Regions from separate parts of the Homo sapiens genome. Here region 1 is linked to region 2. A link is an interaction called in ENCODE POLR2A ChIA-PET data of the cell type or tissue named here. Cell type or tissue: GM12878. All regions are shown on one strand. Each heading gives the region's core, and the rest is flanking DNA. Links, peaks and the distances in the headings are about the cores only.

What was found. ChIA-PET counts read pairs that join two places held together with the same protein. Peaks named below come from ENCODE experiments on the same cell type or tissue, not always from the same donor. Only the 100,000 strongest peaks of a DNase experiment are listed, where the experiment ranks them.
Region 1: POLR2A ChIA-PET joins it to region 2 with 5 read pairs; 4 of 35 experiments call an interaction of 5 or more read pairs at or near these places.

Annotation. Positions count from the first base shown.
Region 1 is chr20:48,803,378-48,806,288 of GRCh38, forward strand. The region is part of intron 1 of PREX1 (phosphatidylinositol-3,4,5-trisphosphate dependent Rac exchange factor 1); the gene reads right to left. Among named protein-coding and RNA genes, the nearest start is that of PREX1, 23 kb to the right of the region's middle. In GM12878, for the core only: no CTCF peak of the experiment used is centred there; no DNase peak of the experiment used is centred there.
Region 2 is chr20:48,907,440-48,910,350 of GRCh38, forward strand. No RefSeq gene overlaps it. Among named protein-coding and RNA genes, the nearest start is that of ARFGEF2, 13 kb to the right of the region's middle. In GM12878, for the core only: no CTCF peak of the experiment used is centred there; no DNase peak of the experiment used is centred there; H3K27ac peaks cover 456 bases.

The sequences.
Region 1 (2,911 bases), core at 203-2,702, 100 kb before region 2:
ACCCAACAGATTTGCATGGCAGACTCCCCGAAAGCCATGCCATCTGGAGCCCCTTTGTGATAAAGGGAAGGGGAACAGAGTGAGAGCCAGGAGTATTTTCAAGGAGTGGGGTAAGGGGGCAAAAGAGGTATGTACAGGGAGAGGGAGGGCCACCTGTCACCAAGACCAGCAGCACCCCAATTCCACTTCCCAACCACCTGCAACACACAGGGCCACACACGCCAAAAACAGCTTGTAATCCACATAGCATCACCCCTTCTGCAGCTTCCCGAGGTCTGATATCCTGGAAGTCGTGCCCTGAGTCCTGCTCTTAGTACATGTGGTTGTGGGGCAGCCGGCACCTCACCCCATCTACACTGACGAACCTGTGACCCAGGCGTGGGCAATCAGAGCTCTGGGGCCCTCTGGATGGGTGATACTTGGTTCATGGATGGGTCCATGACCTCAAGGTCAGGCCAGGGAACACCTGGATCCAACTGTGCCTGAGGCCATTACTCCTGAGTCAAGTAAGCCCAGAAAGTCTTTTTTTGTTTGTCTGTTTGCTTCAGACTCTTCAAGTTAGGGTTTCTGTCACTTACAACCCAAACAGTCCTGAGTGATACAGCTGTTACAGCACCTATCATCCTGTAATGTCTCACTTAGGTGCCCATTTTCTCCCCTGGACTGGAGCCCTTGAGGACACACACCATTGTTTGAGTCATCTGCGTTTCTGACGCCCAGAAGAAGGCCTGGGATATAATATAATCTTCAGGAAATACGTGACAACGACTGGATAGCTCGTCCTTCTTTCACTCTGCAAATATCTACTAAGCACCCACTATGTGCCAGGCACTGTTCTAGGTGTGGGGACACAACAGGGAATAAAAGAGACAAAACCCCCTGCCCTCTGGGAGCTTAAATTCTAGCGAAGGAAGAGCAGGCAAGAAGCAGAGGAGTCAATCAAATACAAGTGCCACGGAGAAGAGGGAGACAGAGGGGGAGCATGGGAGGAGGGGTGACTTTCGATGGGAGGCCAGGGAAGGCTGGGCTGAGAGGGAGAGGCCCAAGACCTGAAGAGGTCATGAGTGCACAAATACCTGGAGAATGTTCCCGACCAACAGGACAGCATGTGCAAAGGCCCTGAGGCAGGAGTGTGCTGGGCACTTTTGGCGAAGGAGTCAGAAGACCACAGACTACAGGGCGTTGGGATTTCCTCTGGGTGAGGTGGGAGGCAGCGGGGGCTCAGATAGGACGAATGTGACCTGATTTACGCAGGGTACATGTGGAGAACCAGGGGCAAGGGTGGAAGCATGGGACAAGGGAGGAGACGACTGCAAGAGTCCCAGCAGGAGACCATGGTGGCTGAGACCCGGGGCTACCCATGGGAGGTGAGAAGTGGCCGGATCCTGGCTGCTTGTCCAAGTTGGAGCTGACAGGATTTCCTGATGGGTTGGATGTGGGATGTAAGAGGAAGAGTGGCGTCAAGATGGCCCAAGGAGGTGCCAGAGTGACTGGAAGGAGGGGGCCGCAAGAGGAGTGGCGGGGAGGAGGCAGCAAGTTTGTGATGCCTGCTGAATGCCCTCATGGAGATGTCGGGTCATCATCTAGAGGTCGGGACAGAGGTCAGGGCAAGGAATATAAATTTGAGAAATGCTGGCAGGGCATTTTAAATGATTGAGCAAGATGAGCTCAACTACAGAATGATAATGAAGTGACAGAGGAAGAGAGGGAAGAAATGGTCCCCATCTCCTTACCACCGGGCTGCCAGTGCCCACCAGCCTCCTGGCTATGTGCCGGGGAGAAGAAACGGTGATAGCAGCAGGACATCAACTCCTTGTTCTAGAACAGCTTGCTATGGACAATGGAGTTTCACATCCACTGTTTAGCCTGCTCCAAAGAGGTAGGTAGGGCAGGAATTAGCATTCCCCACCCCAACTCATCACCCAGATAAGAAACTGAGGCTCAGTCAGAGAAGGACAGGCGGGTGCAAGGTGATCCAGGCTAACTCAGCTGGCTGAGCCACCCGGCCAAGGCCAGGCTGCAGACACCACGTGCTCTCTGCCAAGTGCAGCTCTTCAGGAGCAGAAACAGAGAGACCCCCTCCACCCTACCTTCTGCGGCTGCCAAAGACCTGACACACGGGGAGGGGCTGAGAATATGTCTTGGCCCGAAGTGTTGTGGTGACTGGCAGACAACAAGTGCTGGCAGCGAATTAGGGAGCCAGGAGGGGCAGCCAGCACCACACACAGGGCTGGGTCTCCAGGGTCCCCTCAGCACCGGGGGCTCCCTTCTTCCTGGACTTACAGGCCAGCCCCAAGCCCAGAATCCCACCTCACCCCTCTGTGCCCCCCAACAGCCACCAACTCTTGAGAGAGACACCAGGGATGGGGCATCCTGCTCCCACCTCAGCCACAGGGCTCAGCCTCAGGGATCGAGACCCAGGTTCAAATCCCAGCTCCAGTGCCAACTGACAATGAGACTTAGAACCAGCTGTAACACCTCTCCAAGCTTCAATGTCCCCACCTGTAAGACAGGTGGCAAATACAGAAACACTTCCATCATCACTGCCGCCAAAGCAGCGAACATGTGCTGAGCTCTCAGGATGTGCCAGACACTGCTCTAGACCAGGGCTTCTCCCGCTCAGTGCCACTGACAATTGGGGCCAGGTAATACTGTGTGATAAGGCTGTGCTAGGCACTGTAGGACGTTCAGCAGCATCCCTGGACTCTACCTGCTTCATGACAGTAGCAGGTAGAGTCCAGACATCCTTCCTCCCCAGTTGTGACAACCAAAAATATCTCCAGACATTGCCATATGTCCCCTTTGGGGGAGGGGCCAAACTGCCCTTGTTTGAGAACCACTGTTCTAAGCCCACCAGAACATCAGCTCCAGGAGGACAAAGATCTTTGTCCATTCATCAAATCTAGGGCCT
Region 2 (2,911 bases), core at 321-2,820:
TACAGACGTGAGCCACCATGCTCAGCCTCTTTCTTTTTTGAGATGGAGCTTTGGTGTGTTACCCAGGATGGTCTTGAACTTCTGTGCTCAAGTGATTCTCCCACCTAAGCCCCCCGACCAAGTAGCTGGACTGCAGGCATGAGCCACCATGCCTGGCTGTATTTTCTTTTCCTAAACCGCTTTATCAAGATACACTTCACATACCATAGAATTCACCCATTTAAAGTGTACAATTCAGTGGCCTTCAGTATATTCAGAGTCGTGCAACCATCACCACCATCTAATTTGGGAACATTTTCATCATCCTGAAAATGAAAGCCAGTACCCATGAGCATTTACTCCTCATTTCCCCCTCCTCCTAATGCCTGACAACCACGAATCTACTCTCAGTGTCTGTGGATTTGCCTATATCCATGGTATTTTGTTTCTTGCATCCTTTCATCTTTGTCTTGTTTTCTGCCTCCCAATAATAATAAACCATAAGACCCTGGACACTCTGTCCTCTCTTTTGTGTCCCTTCCTGGACTTCAGTGAGTGATTCACCTAATGGGCATCTGCTGATCAAGTAATACACTGGCCCTTTGACTGAGAACAAGCACAGAGCATCTACAATGCATCGGGTAATATTCCAGGTGCTGCATATACATTAACTCATATGATCCTTACACAGAAATCCATGACACAGGCACTGTTATTATCCCCACCTGACTGATAGGGAAACTGAGACAGGAGAAGTTGAGTACCTTGCCAGAGTGACATAGCCAGCAAGGAGGCAAAGCCAGAATTCAAACCTGGACATTTATGCCTGGAGTCTGCACTCCACCACTGCACCACACTTTCTCCTGTGAGGCCAAGTGGATGGGCCTTCATTTGCGAGCAGTTCCAGGAAACCTGCACGGGGGCTGGGAAAGAGCAAGGTGGAAGCTGCTGTAGATGCTCCCCCCACCAACCACCACCAGCCAACTACGTCCCTTAGTATTTCACAGCCTTGTGTAGCTCCTCAAGTGTGTATTCTGGACTGCTCTAGCAACTTGATTTAACCAATAGAATGTAGTAGAAGGGACGCTGTGCCACTCCAAGTCAAAGCCTAAAGAAGGCCTGGCAGGGCACAGTGGCTCACATCTTTACAGTACATTGGGAGACCAAGCCAGCTGGATCCCTTGAGCCCAGGATTTTGAAACCAGCCTGGGGAACATAGTGAGACCCCATCTCTATGAAATTTTTTTTTTTAAATTAGCCAGAGTGGTGGTGCACTCCTGTAGTCCCAGCTACTCAGGAGGCTGAAGTGGGAAGACTGCTTGAGCCCAGGAGGTCAAGGGTGTAGTGAGCCATGATTGCACCACTGCACTCCAGCCTGGGTGGTAGAGTGAAACCCTGTCTCAAAAAAAAAAAAAAAAATCCTGGTGGCTTCTGTTTTGTCACTTTTTAGAACTCTGAGTCACAATGTAAGAGATCTGGCCACCCTGCTGAAGAAACCACATAGGAAGAGGCCCTCAGTCTACACAGGGAGCGCTCCAGGTATCCCAGCTATCCCAGCATTTTGGCTGTCCCCCCTCAAAGTCCCAGACATGTGAGTGAACCATTGCAGACATTCTAGCACAGTTGAGCTCCCACTGATGACCTCAGATTTAGTTAAGACCACATGCAGCAGAAGAGCCGCCCAGCTGATCCTAGTCAACCCAGAGCATGGTGAGTAATCATCAACTATTGTTTTAAGCCACTAAGGAGTAGACAGTCAAACAGCAGTAGATAATCAAAACAAGGAGTAAGACCACTTCTGTGGACAGAAGACCCATGAAGGGTCTGACCTCATGATTCCACAGTCTCCTGCTGACTCAAAGAAGAGGGTAGAAAGCTAATCAGAAGAGCTGAGTGTCTGCTCCAGCCAGCAGCTGGGGTGCAGATTCATGACCTTCACTCAGCTGGTCAGATGTGTTGGCTCAGGACTTTGAATCTGGAGTAAGCAACACAAAAGACCAGGAGGTTTAGACTTGTTCTGAAAGGAGTGGTGGTGACATCTGACTAGCATCTTGTTTCCAGTGGCAGCCCCTGAGGCAAGGCCAAGAGTGGGGATGCAGCATCCAGCCAAGACAGCAACAGCATCCTTTCCAGAATCTTCTTTGGTGCAATTTCTGAACCCTTCACATCCCTCATTTTCCACCTATTTTCTGAGCCTGATTCTCCAGTCTTCTGATTCATTTTGAAAAAGACTCTCATCATTCCAGGAAAGCACTTTTGCAGCTGAAGTTAGCAGTAGTTTGTGTATTGATTGGGTTTGTTTGCATGCAACAGAAAACTCCCAAACAACTGTGGCTTAAACAAGATAGTTGATTTTCTCTTTGTGAAAAATGTACAGAACTCAGCAGTCCAGGTCCCACCAGGTCTTCAGAGACCCAGTATCCTTGTGTCTTGGTGCTCTGGCTCCGCTCCACGTGGCACATTGCCTCAGGGTCTAAAATAGCTGCCCAAGCTCCAGCCATTGTGTTCACATTCTGGCCAGGAGAGAAGAGGAAAGGTTAAAGAAAAACATGCCCCTCCCTTTTTAGGAAACCACTTGGAAGTCCCTCCTAATCCTTTGCTTATATCTCATAGCTAGAACTTAATCACAAGACCACGCTTAGGTACAAGGAAGGCAGGAATGAGCAGTCCTTAGCTGAGCGGTTAGGTCCTCAACTAAAAATAAGAGTTATGTTGCTAAAGAGGAAAGAAAGAATGATGCTGAAGGAGGCTACTGGAGATCTCTGCCTGGGTCTGCCTCTGCTGTGTTCAACCAAGAACTCTGCATGGGAGAGCCAAGCCAGACTGATGCAAGGCAAGTGAGCTCCAAAACTGGGGCTTCACCTGGGAGGGTTCTTGGCTTTACCCAGCAGAGAATTCAAGGGCAAGTCAGTGGTGTTAGACAGCAACTTTT